Regions from separate parts of the Homo sapiens genome. Here region 2 is linked to region 1. A link is an interaction called in ENCODE POLR2A ChIA-PET data of the cell type or tissue named here. Cell type or tissue: A673. All regions are shown on one strand. Links, peaks and the distances in the headings refer to the core of each region. The heading gives the core; the rest is flanking DNA.

Evidence for each region. Peaks named below come from ENCODE experiments on the same cell type or tissue, not always from the same donor. Only the 100,000 strongest peaks of a DNase experiment are listed, where the experiment ranks them.
Region 2: POLR2A ChIA-PET joins it to region 1 with 11 read pairs; 2 of 35 experiments call an interaction of 5 or more read pairs at or near these places.

Annotation. Positions count from the first base shown.
Region 1 is chr5:147,154,790-147,166,729 of GRCh38, reverse strand. No RefSeq gene overlaps it. Among named protein-coding and RNA genes, the nearest start is that of STK32A-AS1, 74 kb to the left of the region's middle. In A673, for the core only: no CTCF peak of the experiment used is centred there; a DNase peak (open chromatin) is centred at 5,649.
Region 2 is chr5:147,072,891-147,084,830 of GRCh38, reverse strand. It overlaps a transcript of PPP2R2B not described here. Among named protein-coding and RNA genes, the nearest start is that of STK32A-AS1, 160 kb to the left of the region's middle. In A673, for the core only: no CTCF peak of the experiment used is centred there; no DNase peak of the experiment used is centred there; H3K27me3 peaks cover 349 bases.

The DNA of each region.
Region 1 (11,940 bases), core at 2,401-10,400:
CCCCCTTCAGGATAAAACCACTGTGGAAAAGGCAGTCTTTCATTAGTGCTGAAACCCCAGCTCCTAGGACAGTGCCATTTAAGTGTTCGATTACATTCCATAACAATATCCTGAACCTACAATCAAGAATTACATAAAATGTTTTAAAGCTTCAGGCAACAAACATATTGGGTAGAATGTATACTACTTGGGTGACAGGTGCATTAAAATATCAGACTTCATCCCTATACAATTCATCCATGTAACCAAAAACCACTTGTACCCCAAAAGCTATTGAAATATAAAAGATTTTTTAAGTGCAATGGAATTTAATGTAACAGAATACAATAAGTTTGTTGAAATGTTTTAGATTCCCCATTAGGATGAACCTTTAAGAAACATCTTATCTAGCTTGGGTGTAGTGTCAAAGAATATCTACAACTCTCTAAAAAGGTTGTTAAGACATTTCTCCCTATTCCACCTATATGTCTGAATGAAGCTGGGTTTTCTTCATGTACTTCGATCAGAGCAATAAATTGCTGCAGACCAAATGCAGAAGTTGACATGAGAATCTGGCTGTCTTCTCTTAAGACAGACATTCAAAAGATTCACTAAAATATAAAGCAATAACACTCTTCTCATTTTTTTGTTTTGAAAAGTATAGTTATTTTCATTAAAATGTTATTTATGTTTAAAAAGTTTCATGAAATAATACTCTTACTACCTAAGATATACTGTGATATTTTCTATTCTGTTTTATTCTATGTCTTACTAAAAAGTGTTGGCCATGATCCACTAATGGGTTACAAACCACAGACTTAGAACCATTTCTGGACGATATTAGGCACTCAATTCTAGATGGTGCAGTTCTGTAAAATTGGTTATACAACATGAATTCTGAGTAAACAAGCCATTTTTCAATGAAAAGAAGTGTGGTTGATGGATGACAAGGTGTGAGGACAGTAGGTACCCCAAATCTCATTGGTGCAAAGGAGACTTTTAGAGCAGGGGTCTCCAACCCCCAGACCATGGACTGATGACAGTCCATGGCCTGTTAGGAATCAGGCCACACAACAGGAGGTGAGTGAGTGAAGCTTCATTTGTATTTACAGCCACTCCCCATTGCTCCCATTATCACCTGAGCTCCACCTCCTCTCAGATCAGCGGCATTAGATTCTCACAGGAGTAGGAACCCTATTGTGAACCGTGCATGTGAGGATCTAGGTTTCGAATGCCTTATAAGAATCTAATGCCTGATGATCTGTCATTGTCTCCCATTACCCCCAGATGGAACTGCCTAGTTGCAGGAAAACAAGCTCAGGGCTCCCACTGATTCTACATTATAGTGAGTTGAATAATTATTTAATTATACATTACAATGTATTAACAGAAATAAAGTACACAATACATGTAATACACTTGAATCATGCTGAAGCCACCCCCTCCCAAGTCCATGGAAAAATTGTCTTCCACAAAACCCGTCCCTGTTGCCAAAAATGTTGGGGACTGTTGTTTTAGAGGAAGCCCCAGATATATTTTAAAAAGTAACTTGAAAAGAGATTGTTGAACACCAGACACATTAAGAGAGCTCTTTCTTTAATTGCCAAGTTGGCATTAGCTGGTTTCTGCATGAATGACTTAAATTCAAACACCCTTTGAGGATCTTGCAAAAAAATTTTGAGGTTCTTTATTTCTTATACATTTATTACTTGGTCCAAAATAATGGTAGAAATCTTCATAAAATAGCCCTTTACTAAAATAATGCTGTTTTTGTTCCAAATACTAAAAAACAACAACAACAACAAAAAAACCACTTTTTTTTTTGAGGAAGACACTTATTATAAGCTTAATTTACTAAAGTGATTAATTAATGTGGATTGAGTGCTTGCTAATTCTATAACTTAATCATGGTACCATATCAAATCAATTTTTAACTATTTTCTAATATAAGAAAAACTAACGGCATCCTCAGGAGAAAAAGGAAAGAAGCAATAGCACATTAATTATTTACATTGCAAGATTTATTCTACTTTCAGATATATTTAAGTACCCTAATATGGAGGAAATATGATACTTAACATTTATTGAGCAGGTGCCAGGCAATATGAGAAATGCTTTATATCTATTAATCCCTTTATAATATGAGACAAACAACTGATTAGGAATGTTCTAGCTACAAACATTAAGTTTAACAGTATAAAACTACTATTTTTGTAAGTTAAAAATATTAATTATTGACAACTAATAAAGGAATGCTTGAAAATTAACATAGTTAATTTTTCTCACAAAAAGAAATTAAGAGATAAATGGGCATTGATACTTGTCAATAAGCATTTTTAACTTTACAAAACTATATGAAGTTGGTTTTATAAGTCAAAAATTCTTGACAACTTCATATGGTTCCACCTGATAAAAGAACACTTGACCTTGGCATTCTAAATGTAGTTTATTTTTCTCACAAAAAAAGACATTAAGAGATAAATGGCCACTGATAGTTGGCTATCAAGATTAGCATCACAGTGAGTATCTTGATCTTACTCTCATGCTAATTTCCTCATGGTTACAAGATGGCAGCTGTAGCTCCTGGCATCACATCTTCATTTAATTTAAGAAGAAAGATGGAAGAGGGCAGTCACAAATTTTTTTTTTTTTTTGGAAGGGAGAGTTTACCGAGAATCGCCCAACAGATTTCTACTTTTACCCCACTATCCAGAAATGTAACTTCATTTCCCCTGGCTAACCCTAGCTGCAATAAAAGCTAGGAAAGAAACTATTTAATCTTTTTTTTTTTTTTTTTTTTTTTTTGAGGCAGAGTCTCACTCTGTCACCTAGGCTGGAGTGCAGTGGTACAATCTCGGCTCACTGCAAGCTCTGCCTCCCAGGTTCACGCCATTCTCCTGCCTAAGCCTCCCAAGTAGCTGGGACTACAAGTGCCCGCCACCTCACCCGGCTAATTTTTTTGTGTTTTTAGTAGAGACAGGGTTTCACTGTGTTAGCCAGGATGGTCTTGATCTCCTGACCTCATGATCCACCTGCCTCGGCCTCCCAAAATGCTGGGATTAACAGGCGTGAACCACTGCACCCAACCAACTTTTTTCCTTTTTTGTCTCAAATAGACATGAGCAAGGAGCAAAGAGTTTTGAAATGTAAGTTATATTGGCAACTAGCTTGTCCATCATGGTAATACTATTTTCATAACCTCCATTTTGCAGATGAAAGAAGAGAACCCTTAGAACGTGTTACTTGTCTGCAGTCTCATGTGCAGCAGGGCCAGCATTTGAACCAGGTGCCTTTTGCCTCTGGAGTCTGAGCTGCCAATTACTGTGTTACAGTGTATAATTTTATCAGTTATTACCATTTATATAAAATTTTAAGTCATAAAACCTTAATATAAGTTATGTAGTCATTTCTATCTTAAATATAGTTAAGGAAAAATTACCTCTTTGCTGATTGAGTTTTCCCCTCTCCTATCATTCATTAATGAGCTTGAAAGTAGTGACATATTCAAAGGTATATAGAGAAGCCAAACTATAATCATATTTGGAGGGAGGGAAGAAGAATAGGAAGAAGGAAAAATGAAAAGGAAGGAAGAGAAGAAGGGGGAAGGGAAGGCGGGAAGACAAGTCCTATGGACAGTTGCTACCTGAATGAAATCTCTGCTTGTCCAGGATAATTTGAAAGCAAAAAGCCAAGAACATTAGATTCTCCTTTAAAAAGAAAAATTAGTGAGTACCATCCCTGCTGCTTCATGGTCTTTTTTTTTCTCCCTAGAGACTGCCATGAGGCAGTGGCTAAGTGGGCGGGGCATCTCACCTCACAGCTCAGTTCCGTCTGTGGCTAGAACAGCACCAAGTTGCTGACATTTGCTACAAACCTGGGGACTGTTCCAGAAGAACTTTCTCCAATGTCCACAGATTGTCGGAAAGGTAGCACCTTAACCAGGGTTAGAAATCATGATGAAGAATGAAAAGAACACTGGCGCGCGATCCAAAACAGCTTCAGTCCCAGCTCTGTCACTGTGACTAAAAACACAACAAAAACTTCTTTTTTTCTCTGGGCCCCAGTTTTCTCCTCCATAAGATAGCAGAATTAGATGATATTGAAGATGTTGTTAGTACTCATATTCTGTATCAGTTGGGATTTGTTTTCAGGCAACAGAAATCTCAAAGAATTGAAGAGAAAGTTGAAGAACCAGTCCTTGGAAAGGACAAGAATCACAGAGCTTTGGGGATCTGGGAGCAGTAATGAATGTCCATTTTGTTCAGCAGGCTTGCTTTCAGGCTTTTGGTTACCATCTAGAAAGGAAGCATCCGATTGACCTTGCCTTGGACTTCAAGCCCTCTCTGCAGGGGAATGACAAAATTCCCCTCCAAAATTGTACAATTGGGAAGGAGTCATTCTCCAAAATAGAAGTAGCGCGTAATTAGCAACAGAAGAAGGAATAAGCGTTGGGCAGATAAACACAATGGACAGTCAGCCATGTGGTCTGAGTCTGGTCTTGGTTGGTCATCTTTGCTTCATTAATAAAAATGAAAACTTTCATTTATTGAGCACCTACTATATGCCAGAAATGTTGCAGAATACACTAAATCTATTTTTCTTTAATCTTCACAAGTTAGGTGTTTGCCATCTACGTTTTTGGAGGCACTAATGAGATTAATTTGTATGCAGACATCTATAAGGAATCAATCAGAAAGTCATTTATTGGCAGCTCTGAACACTCCACTGCCTCCCATGTCCCCTGCCTTCTTCCAATAAAGCCCTCCCTTTAACTGTGTAAGTGCTTTCCTTTGATGTTGTACAATTAAATGTCAAGATGGCATTTCTTGGGAAAGCTGATGACATTATTTCCTCAAAGGAAGAATCATTGATACAAATTCTAATGTCTCTTTGTTCTCCCACCTTTTCCTAAGAAAAGCCTCAGTGTCTGTATTTGTACAGACATATTGCCATTCCAATTTCCATACCATGTAATTCAATAAAGGCAACAATAATAGCAGCTCTGTCAGGGAGGGAATACTAGAAATTTTATTATTTTTTCCTGAAGTAAAGATCTCTTAACACTGATATCCAGTCAATTGACATTCAAATGCAATAAGTTAGCACAGCATTTTAATAATTCACACAAAGTCCTTAGGTGCTTTGTCCATGAGAATAATTAACATCCCCTGCATCTGTGCACTTGGCAATCTTCTCCCAAAGCCTTCTGATTTTTATTGTGAAAATACATTTCCATGTGCTCTTTGCCAACACAGGGCTGTAAAATGCATCAGTAGGATTCCAAGCCTTGGGCTAATATTAGCATCAGCCTCTGTGGATTTTCCTTACGCCTTTCACAGATCACAGTGGTAGTGTTCTGAGTTATTTCCATGGGTCTTAGGAAAGAACTCATTGCTTTATCCCAAGACTGTCCTGTCTCCATTACTTTCCATTTTCCTGTAGAATATTAAGAGACTAAAAAAGAATGTAATTAAATTTTAAACTCATCAGTGATATGGGCTCAATGATCTGTCCCAGCTAAACAGAAGCTCTTGCCAAACTGAATGACTTACTATTCCCATGTACCTCTTTCTAGCCTTGGTCTTTGCTCAAAATTTTCCTCTTCCTGTCACAAGACATGCCTTCCCCATTGTTTCTGGAGAGCGGATTAAAACACAGATTCCTGGACCCCAGCCCAGAAAATTCTGATTCAGTAGGTTCGTGGAAGGGCTCAACAATTTGCATTTCTAATAAGCTGTCAGATGATGCTAATGCTGCTGGTCCTAGATCATAATTTGAGTATGGCTCTTGCATGTATTATGACAAGAAGAGTTGAAGGGCTTGTAGAAATCAATTCTGGATTATGGATTTATGATGAGGGTTTTTTAATGAGATGTAACTATTCTGAAGGTATGAATGAAATGTATGCACACATCAAAATTTGCAATATATCGCTTTATATGCTGGAGTAATTTAAGGTAAACTATAAGTCATATGATAGCAGAAAACTGCAGAGAGGAAAAATGAAGGTAAACAGAAATAATCCCAGCAGGGATCTCCAGAAAAATGGTGACATTGAACTTCCATTTTTAAGCTTGCACAATGAACAGATGATAAAGTCTACAACCCTTAAAAGGTTGGGAATCAAATAGGAAATCCCAACTCCTGGGATCCCCAAAGGGCTGTATCTTCAAACTAAGGGGAAATGAGAAATCAACTCAGTGTTTGGATGAAACAGTACTGAATGAAGGGGAAAAAAAGAATATATAAACATTTTCTTGAGATTTTCATAACTCCAAGTTAGTCCTTATGTGGGTTTGTGGCCAAATTTATATTTCTTGTAATGTATAAAACATCTCCAAAGAAGAATTTGATAAAAGAGATCTCCTAAATCAGTACTATACTATAGTACTATACAGGTAATATACCCAGAGAGGAAACGCAGTTTTTCTCTAAAGGAATGCAACCTCAAGTCAAACCCTCCCCAAATTCCTGCAGATAAATTTGCAAGGAATATGAACTCACAAACACATGAATATGTACATGCACACATATCTCTACATACATGAAATATACATGGAAATAGGGCAATGTGAAAAACAAGGGCAAAATAATACTTGCAAAAACATATTTTGGAATTAGTAAGGCCAGTAAAACATTTGTAATATGTTTAAAGAAAAGGTCATTTAATGAATCATCTTTGTATTTCCCAAATACTTGCATATAATGATTACTCAAGCCATATTAGTTGACTGAATAAAAAGCCCAGATAACTGCTTCTTTAATGAAGAGCATCAAAATAGTTATTTATGTTCTCCCAGCAACAAATAGTTGACATCAAGGAGCATATTACTCCTGAAAGTTATTAGGCTGGTAATCTTATACCCTCTTCGAGCCTGGTAGAGCAGCTCTTCCCACTAAAAGGATTATTTTTTCACAAAGTTAAATATTGAAGGGAAGTTCTGAAGGAGCTGATCTCTTTGTTAGTCTTGGGCACACATCTATTAATCTGAAAGACTTCCCTTAGAACTTTGACATAAGCTGCTAAGTCACTTGGTAGTGGAGGAGCAGGAATGGATGGCTGCCCAGGCATACAAGAAATCCAAAACTTTGATTGTTAGAAATAATACATATTTCCCCTAAAACTGAATTTAGAAATAGACTACACTTGGGATTCATAGACATCTAGGGGAAACGTTACTGGGCTTCAGGGGCCTGTGTACTTATGAAACAAAAATTTACACATTTTGGGAGAGAAGATTCTGAAATTTTTTTAGATTTGCAAAGTTTCCTGAGTCCATGATCCCAGAAAATGTTACAGAAAGATTTCTTTCTATATTTTCCCATTTAATAAACAGGGAAACTGGGGACCAGAGAGCTAAAAAGATTTGTCCAGTATCTCAAGTTCACACATGCATGTCTGTGCTCAGAATGCCAGTCATGCCCCAGGAGAAAAGTTTATCCATGCAAAAATTTTGTCTTCAGTTAAGGCACCAAAGAGTGGGTTATGAGTATTTCCTGCAATGACAGCTCTCTTGAGAACATCTCTGAAGCTTCCCAACTTCCTCAATAATTTGCCGTTTTAGAACATATTTGTAAGAACACATTAATTTCCTCATACTTTGCAAGGATGCTATTGTACAAATGCAGGATTTCTCCATTATGCTTAGAGTGTTCTACTTCAGGCATCCAAACCAGCACCTGGGCTAGATCCTAAATGTCTATCGCCCAGCAAATACATACATCTTTTGTCAATGTTTGCACAGAAAACCAAAACCAGGGTTTGGCTTTGACAGTTTCTCAGAGTTGATCAGAAATCTCTAAAACTCATATCGAGCCTGTTGAGAATAAAGAGTTGTCTTCCCCAGAAAGATATAATCAATTAGCATTCCAGACACCTTACAAACTAAGTTTTCCACAGGTCTATTTGCAAGTGTGCTTTGGTAGAAGAGCACAAACTGGGTTTGCCACTTACTAGCAATGGGGCCTCAGAAGGTCACTTAAGCTTCCTAAGCCTCAGTTTCTCATTAGTTAAATGAAATTGAATCACATTTAAAGTATATTGGGTATGATTTTATGTAAACCTAAGCATTGGAAAAGGTCCTTATTTCATCGAATATCTGCTGAAAAATTGCTTTGCCATTAGAGGTCATGTTCTATGAAAAATGGGTATTTCATGTGTGGTTCTCCCACTAAGAACTTAAAATTGAAATTGTAAAAATCAAACAGGCATAATCCATGATGCAAGTAATGGTACTGCTTATCTCACTGGGTTGTTGTGAGGGGTGAATAGGTTACAATGACTGAGCCTCCCCTAAGGCTGGGACTGAGTTCTAGTCATTTTTATATCCAGGCTCTACAAATTACCCCTTGTGTGATATTGGCTAATTTATTAAACTTCTAGCCATATGTTTTATGGTCTATAAAATAGAAACAGTAATAGTAGTAATCTTACAGTCATGATGATTAAATCATTAAATGGCATATCCTTAGAACACTGGTAAGTTTTTAATAAATATTAATTTTATCATAACCATCATCACTCACGCATAATGCCTATTATCAGGCTTCATATTTATAGATGACCAATGGTATTTTAAAATTAATTAATATTGAACAGCCAGGTTGGCACATAATAGGTGCCCAGTAAACTCATTTTGAATGAGTGAATGGGCTAATTTCAGTGTTTGTCACATGGTAGGTGTTTGAAAACCAAATGGGTTTTCTAATGGCCCTACCTTCTCCTTGCCCTACCTTTGCTATCTAATCCTCACTCAGAGGAGCCAGTGACAGAAGAGGCTCCTGGAAATCCCAGGCCAACTCTTCTCTCAGACCTGCCTTAATCAGTGAGAAAACTTTTGGCAAAATGAAAGGGTGCAGCTGCTGGAAATAGAGAAGGAGGTCATGATGCATGACTCCACAAAGGAAAGGGAATATATCCCTTTGGTGTTGGCAGCTGCAAACCTGAGATGACAGACGCTGGCCAATTTCCATCCTCAAACATAGTCAGACCTCTTTGGATTCCCTAGGCACATTTTGGTGAGCTAAAGATGGAGGGGCTCTTCCTAAACCCCAACCTCCCAGACACTCTCTCATGAGTGGGAGAAAGGGACTTAATGATTCCCTGATTACCTACAGCCTCCCTTGGTAGCTGGGTAAACTCTGGCAAGCTACTTCAAAATCTATGTGCTTCATTCATCTCTGAATTGGGAATAAAAGTAGTGCCTGCCTCACAGCATTGCTGTGATGAAATGTGTTAACATGTAATGTGCTGAGAACAGTGCCTGAGTTACAGTATCTGGTAATGCTAGGAGCAATGAATGCTGGTTATTACGAATTACTGTTCTGCTCGGGACACAGGATCTTTGAGCATAGTGTGGGAACAGATGGGGATCCACAGTTTCTTACTATGGAATGCTGGGATCTTGGAGTTTAAATTCTCAGGCTCAATTCCTGGCTGTTCTACTTACCAATGAATTAACTTTGATCAAGTGGATACCTTGTCTGAGTTTCAGTTTCTTCATCCTACATTGGATAAGCCACCCACTTCCCTTTCTCACAAGACTTCTGTCCAAATAAGACAATGTTTCTAAGCTGTGAAGGGTTAGCTATTGCTATTCCCTCAAACAGCTGGGCTTCCTCCAAATACTGCAGCCTTCCCATTCAGTGGAGAGGCTCTGATGGTGATGCAGAGAAGGAGGACCTCAAGTGCTCCTCACAACCCTGTGATTCTAAGAAGGATTCATTCAGCTTTGGGCTGGGCATCTTGGCCCTTGTGTAGTCTGTATGCAGTATTAGCCTGGCTTTGGAAAGGCAGCGTCACTTCTTTTAAAGGGTTACTTGGCTAGTTTTGGACTCATAGCTTCTTCGATATGCTCATAGAAGGGAGTCTCAATAGCAAAGTAAAGGATCGTCTTAACTTTGCTAGTTTGATAACAATAATATCTGATTTATTCAGCACCTGCTGTGTGTCAGGCCTTACTATAGGTACCAAGGATTCATTAAGCCCTGCCTTCATGGAGCTCAGCTTCTCTTTAGAAACCATTCATCTCAAAGGTGAAGAAACTGAGGCCAGGGCTTCACAGGCAAAAGGGCTTGTGCATATTATGTCTTGATTTTGTGGCTGAGCCAAATCTACAGCCCAGGTTCTCAATAGCAGTCCAGACTAAGCAAATTAATTCTCCTTTTCTTCCCTCTGATGTTACCTGTCAACTTCCAGCCTCAAAAGCATGTGGTATACAATGACTGTAAAGAACCATGAGCCTTTAGAGAACGGAATCATTATTTTACATCAGACTCACTGCTCTCTGCATTTTGCTGACAGCATTATTTTTGCCACAGCTTTTTAACAAAAGAAAAGATGCTGGGGGCATAGCAGATAAGATTACTAAAAACTTGCTCAGCATTAGGAGTGACCCCACTGCCTCTTGGGTCTCCACCTTTGCTATTTTCAGCTGCATCCTTTTCTCTGGCTTGTTGCTATGATTTGGGAAATTGCTAAACATTCAAGGGCTTTGTGGGACTGCCTGTGCTGGTTTCCATAGCGAGGGGCGGTTCCGGGTATGGACACACTCCTGCACTAAAGGAAATGAGATTCCCCTATACAAATACCAGTGGCTCCTTACCACCCCTCCTTAGCTTCAGCAAAGAATAGAACTAACAGAAAAACATAAACTCACGTTGAACATTTTACTCCTTCGGTTTAAGTACTTAACCTTTGAGTGTTCATTTACTAGGCACTTGTTTGCATTTAGATATCTCTGTTGGAACCATCCCTGTGTGAAAGCCATTTACCGCAGGACCAGCTACCACCATTGAGTGCTTTCTGCCATCCAGTATGGTGCCCAGTGGTTTACCCGCATTAGCTCACTTAATGCTCACAAACCCCAAAGAGATAGATAAGGGTAATAGATAAAGATAAACATTTTGCATATAAGGAAATGGAGCCCCAGAGAAGTCAAACCCTTGTTCAAGATTGTACATTCAATAAATGTCAGGCCTGGGACTGGTACTCAAATCTGCCTGACTCCCAAGTCTGAATTTTTTTTTCTTTTCTTTTCTTTTTTTTTTTTTTTGAGACAGAGTCTCACTCTTGTCAACCAGGCTGGAGTGCAGTGGTGTGATCTGGGCTCACTTCAACCTCCGCCTCCCGGGTTCAAGCAATTCCTCTGCCTCAGCCTCCTGAGTAGCTGGGATTACAGGTGCCTGCCACCACGCCCGGCTAATTTTTGTAATTTTGGTACAGACGGGGTTTCACCATGATGGCCAGGCTGGTCTCGAACTCCTAACCTCAAGTGATCCGCCTGCCTTGGCCTCCCAAAGTGCTGGGATTACAGGCATGAGCCACCGCACGTGGCCCCCAAGTCTGAATTCTTAACCAGTTACTGGGGCTGCCACTCCACGGACTTCTCACTGGAGGCATTCAACAAAAGGAAACAGCATGGCACACCGGTGAAGGCCAGGTCCCTCCCAGTGTCTGTCATTATGTCAGTGCATTCACTGAGTTCCTATTCTGTTCTGTTTCTGGAGTTCAGTTATTTTTAATGGGATGAATATTTACTGCAGGGAAACTTCATTATCTTAAATTATTTTGTGGAAAGCCCAGGCTGTATTAGCGAAATACAGTCTAAATATAAGACTATTATAAAAAAGATTAAGACAATGTCTCAGACTTCTCTATTCCTTCCAGTTTCCAGAGGGTCACTGCATACATATGTAATTTTCCTATATCCTTCAAAGAACACGCAGCTGTTGACAGGGTAGAGCTCCAAGTGGCTTCACTCTGAGTCACTAGCTTAGGGGTTAAGGACAAGTGTTTTGCAGTCAGGTGAAAGTGAATTTGAATTACGTCTTACCCATATGCAAGTGTGAACCTCCAGCAAGCTACTTAGCTTTTCTAAGCTTCAGATTTCTTTATATACAAAATGGGCATAATGATCCCTTTCAAGGATTATATGAAGGATCAATAAATAATGTAGTGAG
Region 2 (11,940 bases), core at 2,142-10,141, 82 kb after region 1:
CATGCCCCTTTTGGGCTTCTGTGTCCTCTGCTTTTAAATGAGGCCATTGGACCAAGTGATCTCCAAGGGCTGACCAGATTCAGAAGTTGTCTATTCCATGAGCCTAGAGATAAGATACATGCATGCCATCTGCGGGCTGTGCTTCCAACCATTCAGTAGGTGAGACTCAGGGCCCTTTTGAGCTGTGGAGGAGAAAAGCATGAGCACCTTCCAAGATGTTTCGCCACTGGATCTGCATCAGCCTCCTGGTAGGGAATGTTGCTTGTGGACACCATTACCATAGCCAATGAGGTGTCATTTAACACTGGGGTTTAGGGAAGCTCTCAAGGTCTGTCATTTAAGAGAAACAAATTTTCCTTTCTATGTTGGTATAATTCTCCCAACCATCCCACTTTAGCAATCAAATACACTTCCCCAAAGAGCATTCATTTAATATAGACAGATATCTTGCCAAACCATTGCCATGACAGGTAGCCTGGTGGTAAAAGGGAATCTGGTATAAGAATTGGATTTGGCCCCTTGGTGTCCTAGGTCTGCAACTGAAGTAACTGAAGGTCTGCAACTGTTGTAAGTTCTTTTCCCTCATAGGGCCCTACTTCCTAATCTGTGAAATGGTAAGCATGAGCTAGGTATTACTTAAAGTGTCTTTCAGCACAAATATTCTAACCAGAGATTTAAAAATTGGTGGCACCAAGACAATATTCAGCCTGCAGATATGATGTTTGCCCTATGCTGTGTGAGCCATGCTGTGTGAGTCTTCTAATTTGAACTTACTGATAACATTAAAAAATTTGGAGTTATTTGAACATTTGGATTATTCACATAATAATCCAGATTTCTGGCCTCTTCTGAAAAATATCAGCCAATCTGGTCACACTGGGCTGAAATTTTTCATGGCAACATTTAGCTGGAGCTGAATAGCTGCTGACCTTCAGGCAAAGCCTGAATCCTCCAGTTCCTTCATTCCTGCCACTTTTGAGATGATCACAGACTGAGATCAAGTGTCAAATCACTGAATATCTGACACCTGGACAGCTTGTCTCATTTACATCCTAATCCATCCAGGCATTTGTGTTTTCAGCGGCTGCTTAGCACTTTTAGGAAAGAAATGGCATGGTCCAAACTTTCTTTGCATCACTAATTCCCTCATTTGGCAATAATATTGGTGGGAGACAGAAATTGGGTCCAGTGGAAGCCTGCCTTGGACAAAAACACTGACAATATCTTGGCTGCCTGGAACCCTCACAGTAATCAACCAACTCTCATCAACGAGCTTATGCCTCTGGGCAACCCTATCTATGAGTAAACATCAGGAACTGGCATTGGTATGTGAATTGGTCACATTATTCCTAGTGAATTCACCAAGTCAGTAACTTCCATGATTTGGGTTTTTCAGATGTGAAATAAATTAATTTCACACATAAGCCAGGTTCCTCCTAGAGCTAAAATTCTCTGAAGTAGTACAAATATCTAGACATAGGCTCATATTTAAATATGCCTAGGTTTGTATGTATGCATGTATGTGTTTCAGAGTTGCATATGTCTGCTTGCTTTAAAGTACATGTTTAGTGAAAATAGAAACAGCATCTACATCCAGAATCATAACTATTGATATAGGAACTGTGCCAGGACAAAAACTGGGGAGAAATCTCATCTATAGCTAATGTTCCCTAAGACAGATGTGTCTCAGATCTCAACAGCAGAATTGACTCAGTGTAGAGAGGGTCACTGACAACTCACAAGGTAGGGTAAGAACCTGTCAAAGAATGTCTGATGCTGGAATCCAAGGCCAGAACAGAAAGTATAAGCAAGGATCAGCACTGTGGGTGTGTCTGTCTATGCACTAATAAATGCTGCTAAAGGCCTTCCTTCTCCCCTTCTAGGTGCTAATTTTATTAGGAAGTTTTAGCCCTGTGTCATCTCAAAGGAGACATTGATACTTTACTACTTGATATCTGAAACTGTATTCCAGCTCAGCCTTCCAAATGAGATTCTTGCTGTGAAGCCTTACTGGGCTAAAGGGCCCAAACTGTCAAATGGGTATCCAACCTCTACACACTGGGAATACTGCAAGTCAGACAGGCTTGATTGAAATCTCAACCTAGCCATGCGCTAGGTGTGTCCTTGAGGGAGTTACCAAAAATTCCTGAGTCTCAGTTTCCTCCCCTGTAAAGTGGGGATGATAATAATGCCCTCCCCATGATTTATGTAAGAATGGAGTTACTCTAAGTCAAGTGCTTACCACAGTGCCTGAAATTTTCTCAGCCAATGTTCTTCTTTTTTTTTTTTAGTATGAAACACTTTAGAATCAATCTTTACTACTACTAATATCCATTATTAAGTTTCTTGACTGTGCTAATCATATTCAACATCCACAACTCTGAGAGATGGGTACCATTATTATTGCCATTTAAGATGAGGAAACTGTCTCATTATGCTTAGAAACTTGTCCCAAGTCAGAGCCCAACTATAAACCCTGCCTAATTGCAAAGTCTCTACTTTTAATGATGACTCTATACTACTTCCATCAGATAACCCGTCAACAACACTGAGAAGAGCATATGAGAGGCAATGCTCCTCTCGTGTGGCTAAGCAGATGAAGGTTTCCGTATAGGAATTCAATAAAAATCTATGGCTGACAATGAAAATGACTACTCAGATCCCTGTGCATTTTTAAAGGTCAATTTGTTTTTGAAACTTTGTGGTTTTTTTCCTACTGAATTTAATCATTCTTAAATTCATACCATCTCCCAAAATTTGATTCTGCAATATTCTCTTGAATTTTGAAACCTAGTTGAATTGAAGGGGAATGTTCATGCTGTTGAGAAGAAAACTGGCACCCCTGCTATCCAGAAGTGTTCTGTAAAGGACTCTTTTGAATATGTAAAGGAATTAGAATATCTCTTAATATATGTATTGATATATTCATTAGTATTGGCTACATATATTTGTAGAAACCAGGAGTCACTATTACCCAGAACATTTAGCCCCATCAAATGTCCAACTGGATCTGAAACAAAAATAACCTTGGAACAAAATAGGCCACATTTGTCAGAAACTGACTCCCAAACTCTGTGTGAGCCACCCCGCCCCATCCCCAGCCTTGTTTTTTTTTTGTTTTTCCCTACTCTGCAGTCAGCCTGACTTTGGCAAGCAGTCAAGAAGTGAACAAGAGAGATGGAAGTGCTCTGGGTATCTGACCCCTTACTGGCCGCTCAACCATGCAAGCTGTGAAGCCCAGTTTAAAAAAAAAATGTTGCCTTTCTTTTCCTCTCACCCCTTAACGAACTGCCTCATTCTCTTCCCCACCATCACAGAAGGAAAACAATCAAAAGCATTAGTATTCCCGTGAAAAGGGCCAGTCACACAGGGGATGACTGCAAGTCCTTCGTAACCACTCCAGGACGCTGCCAGGGCCTGAGAAGGGACAAACTCCAATTGCTCCAGTTCAAACTGGTCCTGGCCTGGTCAAACGGAGGAGACAGAGCAGTGATTCACAGCAGGACGTGGTACTTGCAGACTGACCGTCCTCTCAGGACTCACTAGGGTCTCTTCTCTGACGAGATGATACCTGGTGTGCAAGTCTCCTTTTAGAAATGCATAGATTCTGCTATATATTTCTTTTCTTGTTGGTCTCTTAAGAACAACTGGGAGCTCTTACCTAACCTGAAGTGTCTCCTTGTGTTGTTTTCAGGAATTGGGACACTCACCCAGGACACACTATGGTGCTTCAGCCAAGTGAAAGGCACTATCGAGATTGGAACCACAGAAGGTAGGAGAAATCCCCATGCCCTTTTCCTTGCCTCCTTGGGAGTTTGTGCTGATTTCAAAATTAAAAACTTTCATCTTTACTTTCATGAATCTAAGTCCCCACACACCCCAAAATTGCATTCTAGGCTAGAAATGGATTTAATAACTTCTTTCTCTCCTGTTTTTTTTTTCTGTTGAAATTTATTTTATTCCTACCAATGAGCGGCACTGAAATGAACTTTCAGTAAAGTAGATTTGCAGAGACAGAGGCTAAACTAGGCAAGCCTTGTTTCAGGATGATCTGTCAGCGCTGTAGAATTCTGAGTCCAGACATTTTAAGACTTTCAGCCATAATTCTCTCCCTTTCATTCTATGTGGAGGACCATTGGCAATACATGAAGTGCAGAGGGAGACTGAAGAAGTCAAGTCTAGTCATATGACTTACGAGAACATTGAATCCCAATCTTAGCATATAATTGCCTTTCTGGTTCTCAGGAGACTTTCCTATTCCAGGGCCCTTTACCTGGGATAATGCATTAGTTTTCCTCCTCCTGAAGAACTTTTTAATTTTCTTTATTTTCTTCTTTTATAAGCCTGGGCTTGGAGACCTCCATGACTCTCCCTAAGGGTGTCTGCGTTACAAAACACTGGATGATAGGCAATTGGAAGGAACTAGAATAGCACTTCTGGGTATTTTAAATCACGGTTTAGCTCTTCTAGCAGAATGCAGTAGGGCTTGCCTGAAACAGATTTTGCTGCTTTGATGGTAGGTTTAGATTCCAGATGTGGTATAACACAGGTCTAAAACTAGTTTTAAAGAATGATGAAGTGAACAGTTGACAGGATTGAACACTATACTCAAACTAACATGCATAAATGCATGTGAACTTCAGGTCATTCTGCAGCACTTCAATTCTGAGTAAAAAGTAATTCAAGCAAAGATTAATCTGAGGAATTTGAAAGAGGCAGTTTATTTAAAATCTTGCTATAATTCCTTTGTAGAGAATCTAATAGTGGGTGACCAAAAACCAAATACTCTATGTTTACAAAGTGGGAGAAAACACACTAAAATTAATAAATAAATCCATATAAAATTATATTTAAAAGAAATTGATACGATTGCACATATTTATAAGGTACAGTGTGATGTTTTGATATGTGTATATTGTGTAATGATATCAAACCAAGATGATTAGCATATCCATTACCTCATATATTTATCATTTATTTGTGGTGAGAAGATTCAAAATCCTCTCTCCTAGCTGTTTTGAGAGATACCATATGATATTGTTAACCATAGTCACCCTACTGTGCTATAGAACAAAACTTATTCCTCAGATCTATGACTTTATACTTATTGACTAATCTCTTTCCATCTTCCTACCACCCTCCCAGGCCTCTGGTAACCACTATTCACTATTCTCTACTTCTATGAGATCAACTTTTTTAGGTTCCTGATATGACTGAGAACATGTGGTATTTGTCTGTCTGTGCCTGGCTTATTTCACTATTAAGTGAACTATGTTAATAATGCCTTTCAGGTTTATCCATGTTGCCACATGACAGGATTTTATTCTTTTTTATGGCTGAGTAATATTCCATTGCACATGTATATATATATATATATATATATATGTATATATATAAAATGTGTGTGTGTTTGTGTGTATATTATATATATTATATATCCCATTTTATATCACATATTATATATATATATATATCACTGTATGTATCTATTCATCTGTTTATGAACACTTAGGTTGAGTTCATAATTTGCCTATTGTGACTAGAGCTGCAATAAACATGGGAGAGCAGATTTCTCTTCTATGTACTGATTTTATTATTTAAATATAGAATCAGTAGTGGGATTACTGAATCTAAAATTATATTTGTATATAAACTCATCTATTTTTGAGATGAATTGTCAAATAGAGCCTTACAAAAGATCCTTCTAAAGCCCCTATGAAGACAGATAGAAAATTATCAATCCCATTTTATGTCACCTAAAAGAAGATTTTTGAGTGTCTTCTACATGACAGCACTGTGCTAGACATTAGAAACTTTTTTAAAAAAGAAAGAAAAAAATGACCTACTCTCTAACCTTATGGATCTTAAGAAAATGAAGCTCAAGTGAATGCCTTGTTTTAAATCTTGGCCATGATTCAAAATCATTTGAACTTTTTAAACAATAGAGACTCTGAGGTCTCCAAGAGCTACTAAGTTAGAGTTTCAAGGGTCAGGGTGATACAATTTTTTTTTTTTTTTTTTTTGAGACGGAGTCTCGCTCTGCCACCCAGGCTGGAGTGCAGTGGCATGATCTCGGCTCACTGCAAGCTCTGCCTCCTGGGTTCACGCCATTCTCCTGCCTCAGCCTCCCAAGTAGCTGAGACTACAGGCACCCACCAAATATGCCCAGCTTATTTTTTTTTAATTTTTATTTCTTTTTGTATTTTTAGTAGAGATGGGGTTTCACCGTGTTAGCCAGGATGGTCTCGAACTCCTGACCTCGTGATCCGCCTGCCTTGGCCTCCCAAAGTGCTGGGATTACAGGCGTGAGCCACCGCGCCTGGCCAATACAATGTGTTTTAATGAGTTTACCCAGTTAATTCTGATGTTGTGGACTGGCTTTGGGCACCACAAGTCTAGATGACTTGTTCCAAGTAATCCATTATTCTCTTACTCTGCACTTAAATCTTGTCGTTGTGACTGGCTTCCCATCAATTATGAGAATTCTAGTGTCTGCTCTAACTATAGGTCTTACCAGTTGCAGGTTTATTATTTGCTTAAGACAAATTAATAAGATAATACAGATACAGCATTGGCGTCAGTGCTCAATACTTTGTAAGTACTCGATATTTGTAAGCTATTAATATAAATATTATAATTAGACCCTCATTCTAAATTAGTGTTCACCAAAACCTTATGACAGGTAAGAATTTTTATTCCTACATTACTTATGAGGATATTGAAGTCAAGCAAACAAACAAAAAATATTAAGTACATTGCCAAAGGCACTATAGCTTATAAATGGGTGAGACAGTTTTCAAACCCAGTCTTTGGGACTCCAAAGCCCCTGCTCTTTAAACATTGTTTTGAAAATAGAGACTCTGACTTAGTAGTCTAGAATGAGGGCCTGGAATGTGCATTTTACACATATGCCCTTAGACGATCATTATGAATACACGTGAACTGAAGATAGGTTGAAATGTTTGTGTTGCATAATACAAAAGTAGCCTGCTTGAACTGACTGTCAATTGGGTCAGAGTCAGGATCAAAATGACAATCCCTATTTTGTTTGGAAAGTGCACTTTAAAATAGTGAATACAGGCAGAAACTTTTTAAAAAGAAGAATTAGGTTGGTCACAAACACACAGCCACTGGCATGGAGGTTCCCTGGCCAACATATCTTAGATGTCATTTAACCTCCACTAGCACTGCCTCAATGGAAGTTGAGTATTTGTTGAGTGAATTAATAAATGACTTTCACTTGCTACTAGTTAAAAATCTGGTTGAAAGGAAAGTGAAGGGGTTTAATTGGCATAATCTACCCTAATTTTCTATACGCTCAAAGTCAATAAAAATTATTCAGCTTTCCCTTCCATGTTACTTATTCCTATTAATGGCTTTTTCTATTTCAGTTCTATCACTTACTAGCCAGTTACCTTGGCAAGTTAATGTCTCCATGCTTCAGTTTTCCTCAGGTGTGGAATGGGGATAATCGTATAGTTACCCATTATGGCTATAAGGGCTAGGGGTGTGGGTGTGGGTGTGTGTGTGTGTGTGTGTGTGTGTGTGTGTGTGTATACACACATACATATATGTATAACGTATATGTATATATTATATTTATGCATACATATGTGTATATTGTACATATATAATATATAATATACAATATTATACATATATAATAATATACAATATACAATATTATACATATAATACATATACAATATACAATATTACATATTATATATTATACATATATAATACATATGTATGTAATATATATGTATTGTATATATATATCAGGCCATTACCAATAGATTGTTATAAGATGTTCAAATTGCATCTTGGTGCAAGATACTTATGTGCATCTTGGGTATCAAGTAGCAGACTAGAATTTCTTCACATGTCAAATTATTCTATAGGACTTTAAATGAATGATACTGTGAGTTCAACAATAAGCATTTAGTGAGTGCTTACTATATCCAGGGTACTGTCTCAGAAAGTGAGAGGGTTGTAAAGATAAATCAAATATAGTCCAAGCTCTCAAGAAATGCACCACTGAAGAGGAGACAGAGCATGGCCCAGAAGAGTAAAGCATCACATCAAATAGAACACAAGGTAAAATGAGCTACAGATAAAAGTGCTTAGGCTAAAGACTACAATGCTCAGACTACCAAAGAGGTAGGAATATCACACAAAATTTGGTGGAGCAAAATAGACTTGTGGGAAGAAACCATTTTAAGACAAACCTTAAATAATTTTTAAAAACATAATGTTTATTCTTTTATTTTTCTGATTACTTAAACAATATATTCTCAGTGTAGAAAAGTTTAAATTTAACCAATAAAAATCAGAAAATAAATGTCATTCATAAACCTACAACCCACAGATCAGCACTGTTAAAAGTTTATATTTTTCTAACCTCTTGATTATGCATATATGATCATTAATTGATTCACTCAAGAAACAAGTACTGTGTGTCAAATACTGTGCAAGGAATTGGTTAGTTTACACCAGACAATATCAATTTTTTTTTTACCAAAATGGAGTCATAATGGAAATACTATTTTGTAAATTGATGTTTTTACTTAACAATATATAGGATCATCTTTCATACAATAAGAGGTACATATACCCTAGTTTATTTACCTAGATTTTCAATATTTATAACATTGTTATGAACACCTAATAGTAAAATCTTTACATTTATCCAGGAAACGCAGTGTGATATAGTGATTAAGAGCATATGTTGCACAGTTAAAAATACCTGGTTCAAATTTAGCTTCACTACTTATGGGAATGGAGTAAGTTACCTCAAATTTTTCATGATTCTATTTCCTGATATGTAAAATTGGGATAATAAAGCTATTGAAGAATTCTTATGATAATATAATTAGAAATATATTTTAAACAACATAACACATAGACATTATTCACTAATCATGATTAGCTACTGTGATTATATCCCTGGGACACATTCTCAAAAATAGTATTCCTTGGGCTTTATAGGAAGTCTGATGAGAGACAATGTGGCTTTATTAGAGTGGAGAAGGTGCAGATGAAGAGATAACAGGCTCCAGGCATGTTTTGGAGGCAATAGGCTAGATTTTAGGGGAGAAGTAAACTAAGGAATTAAGATAGTTTTCAGGTTTTAGCTTTGAACAATTGGGTGGTTGGTGGACACCGTTACTAACACTGGGAAACCTGAAAAAGAAAGATATTTGGGGAGAAAAATCATGAGCTTCATTTTGAACACAATTAATAGGAAGTAGCTATGAGGTACAAAGGTATAAACATCAAGAAGGAAGTTGTATGTATATATATGAGTCATATATATGTCTTAGAGAGACAATCTCAGAGATAGAGATAGAACCTGAGGAGGCCTCAGCATGCAGATGGTATTTGGCACCAATGAACTGAATGAGATCACATAACTTATGCAGATCATGTGGACATGCAGTCAACAAACAATTTGTTGATGACCTAAACTTACACTGTTATGCTGGTGGTTAGGATGCCATCTAAACATTCTTGACTTAGTTGAGTTATTGCAAGACACTTACACATTTAAAAGTTCTGATTTACCGTGTGCAATGCTTGTATTTGATTTGCTTAGCAGGCATATTTCATATAACATATGATTTCATTGCATGAAATTTTACATTATTTCCTCATTAGAAGTACTTTATATGGTAAAAATTTCCCACTCGATATCAGATAACTTCTTGAGACTTGGTGTCTGATTTTGTACAAGGGAAAAAGAATTATCTGGTGCAGTTTCTGTTTTTATCCCAGCTACAGCATATAACCATTTTCTTTCTGATACTGCAATTCTAGGGTGCTTTGTTTGTTCCTCACTCTGCAGTTCTTTGATGTCTGTCAACATAGGTCACTTCATCTTATTCATGGGAAATAATTGTGGCATTTATTCTGTTTTGCTACATGGGCATCACATTTTTTCCTTCCCTCCCTCTGAAAAGATCACTCATGTAGAGGGAAGGATGAGGTACTCTATCGATTCTGCTTTCTAATGAGAGAAAAACATCAATTTGACTGTCGATGTGAGGTGTATTTCATATACCCTAAAGTAAAAGCCAACAACTGTGACTTCCTTGCAAAGAGGAATCCTCTAACTATAACATTTGCAGTAATGTTTCCTTTTGCATGGATGTTTAAGAAATTCGAGATTATAAGAATGATTTTTCAGCTTCCCTTCAGTGATTGTGACTCTTTGCTGTCACCAGAAAAAAAATAAATAAATAAAAACCAACTGGGTTGTCTCAAAGCAGTAAAAAGACTTGTAGCCTTCACCTCATTTTATAGAAAGATGTCAGTGATTGACAAATACGCTTTCTTAGATGTTTAGATGTTTAGTTACAATAATTATAACTTCACCCCACAGATCTTAGCCTAAATGATAGAAAATGGAGCCCTACTTGCCTTGCTCTTCCCGCTCCTGAATACAGGGTGAAGGGCTGGCAATGAAAAGAATTCCCATTTCAGGCAGAAGGAATCCTGTCTTTTTGGACAGAAGCTTTCTAAATCAACAACTCAAGAGGATTTTTAATTAGGCACCAATTTGTAATCAGATAATCTCTCACTTTAAACTTGGTTCAGTTACCCACTTAGTGACCTTAGGCAGGATACTGAATAATTTTCCAACCTTATTGTGCATATGAATCCCCTGGGAATGGTGTTAAAATGTATATTACTAGATTCTACCTCTAGAGATTCTGATTCACTAGGTCTGGGATGGAGTCAAAGGACCTGTGTATTTCACAAGCATTCCAAATAATTCTTTTTTTTTTTTTTTGAGACAGAGCCTCACTATGTCGCCCAGGCTGGAGTGCAGTGGCGCGATCTTGGCTCACTGCAACCTCCATCTCCCAGGTTCAAGCAGTTCTCCTGCCTCAGCCTCCTAAGTAGCTGGGATTACAGGTGCCTGCCACCACCCCTGGCTACTTTTTGTATTTTTAGTAAAGATGGGGTTTCACCATATTGGCCCAGCTGGTCTCAAACTCTTGACCTTGTGATCTGCCTGCCTCGGCCTCCCAAAGTGCTATTACAGGCGGGAGCCACCACGCCCCGCCCATCCCAAATAATTCTAATAGTTTGATCCAAGAGACACATTGAGAAATTCTATTCTTTCTTTCCTTACATCAGAGGGCAATTCTAAGAGCAGAGAAGATAGAAAATCTGAAGGTGTTTTGAGTGCATTTAAAGGAAACCAGAATGCCAATAAATGTGAGATACTGTGCAGCCAAGTTCTCTGCCTCGGGCACTGAAGGGAGTGAAAACCTTCCCTCTGTGTGTGAAAAAGAAGTGGAGATCTCTTCTCTGCACCTAGTAGGCTACAGGGGGATTTCCTATGCAACTTCACTTTGCATGGCGCTCCAATCTGCCAGAAGAAAAATTGGAGTGATTATGAACAAGTTGTGCAAGATGAAAGCATTTTTTCTCAGCTGTGATGGAGAATGTCTTGATATGAGGAGGCTTGCTGTACTCTGCAGGTGAGTTGGTGAGAAGTGAGCTCTGGAGGAAGGGAAGCGGGTTCTTTGCATAACATTGAAGGCAAACATCCTGTTCTCTTTGTAAGCATTAGGTAATTAAATATTTCCTAGCCAAGAAGGAGAAAAAAACTCCATGGCTATTTATTTCACCCTTTCCCTAATGCCAATCACTTTAAATGTGTTTAATTAACAAATATTTATGGAGCACCTAGTATGTGCCAGGCACTGGGCTGGACGATGAGGCCAGTCATGGACAAAACCCTGTTGCTCCCCTCCATTAAGCACTGTACACTTTCCTGAGGACATCACCACATGGTTTTTAATGACAATCCAGTGTGATTGTGGAAAGTGCTAGAAAAAGAGTAAGTCACCCAACCCACACTAGGAACAGAGCAGGGAAGGCTTGCTAGAGTAAGACTGGCTAGATTGGAAGCCAATATGAGACCTA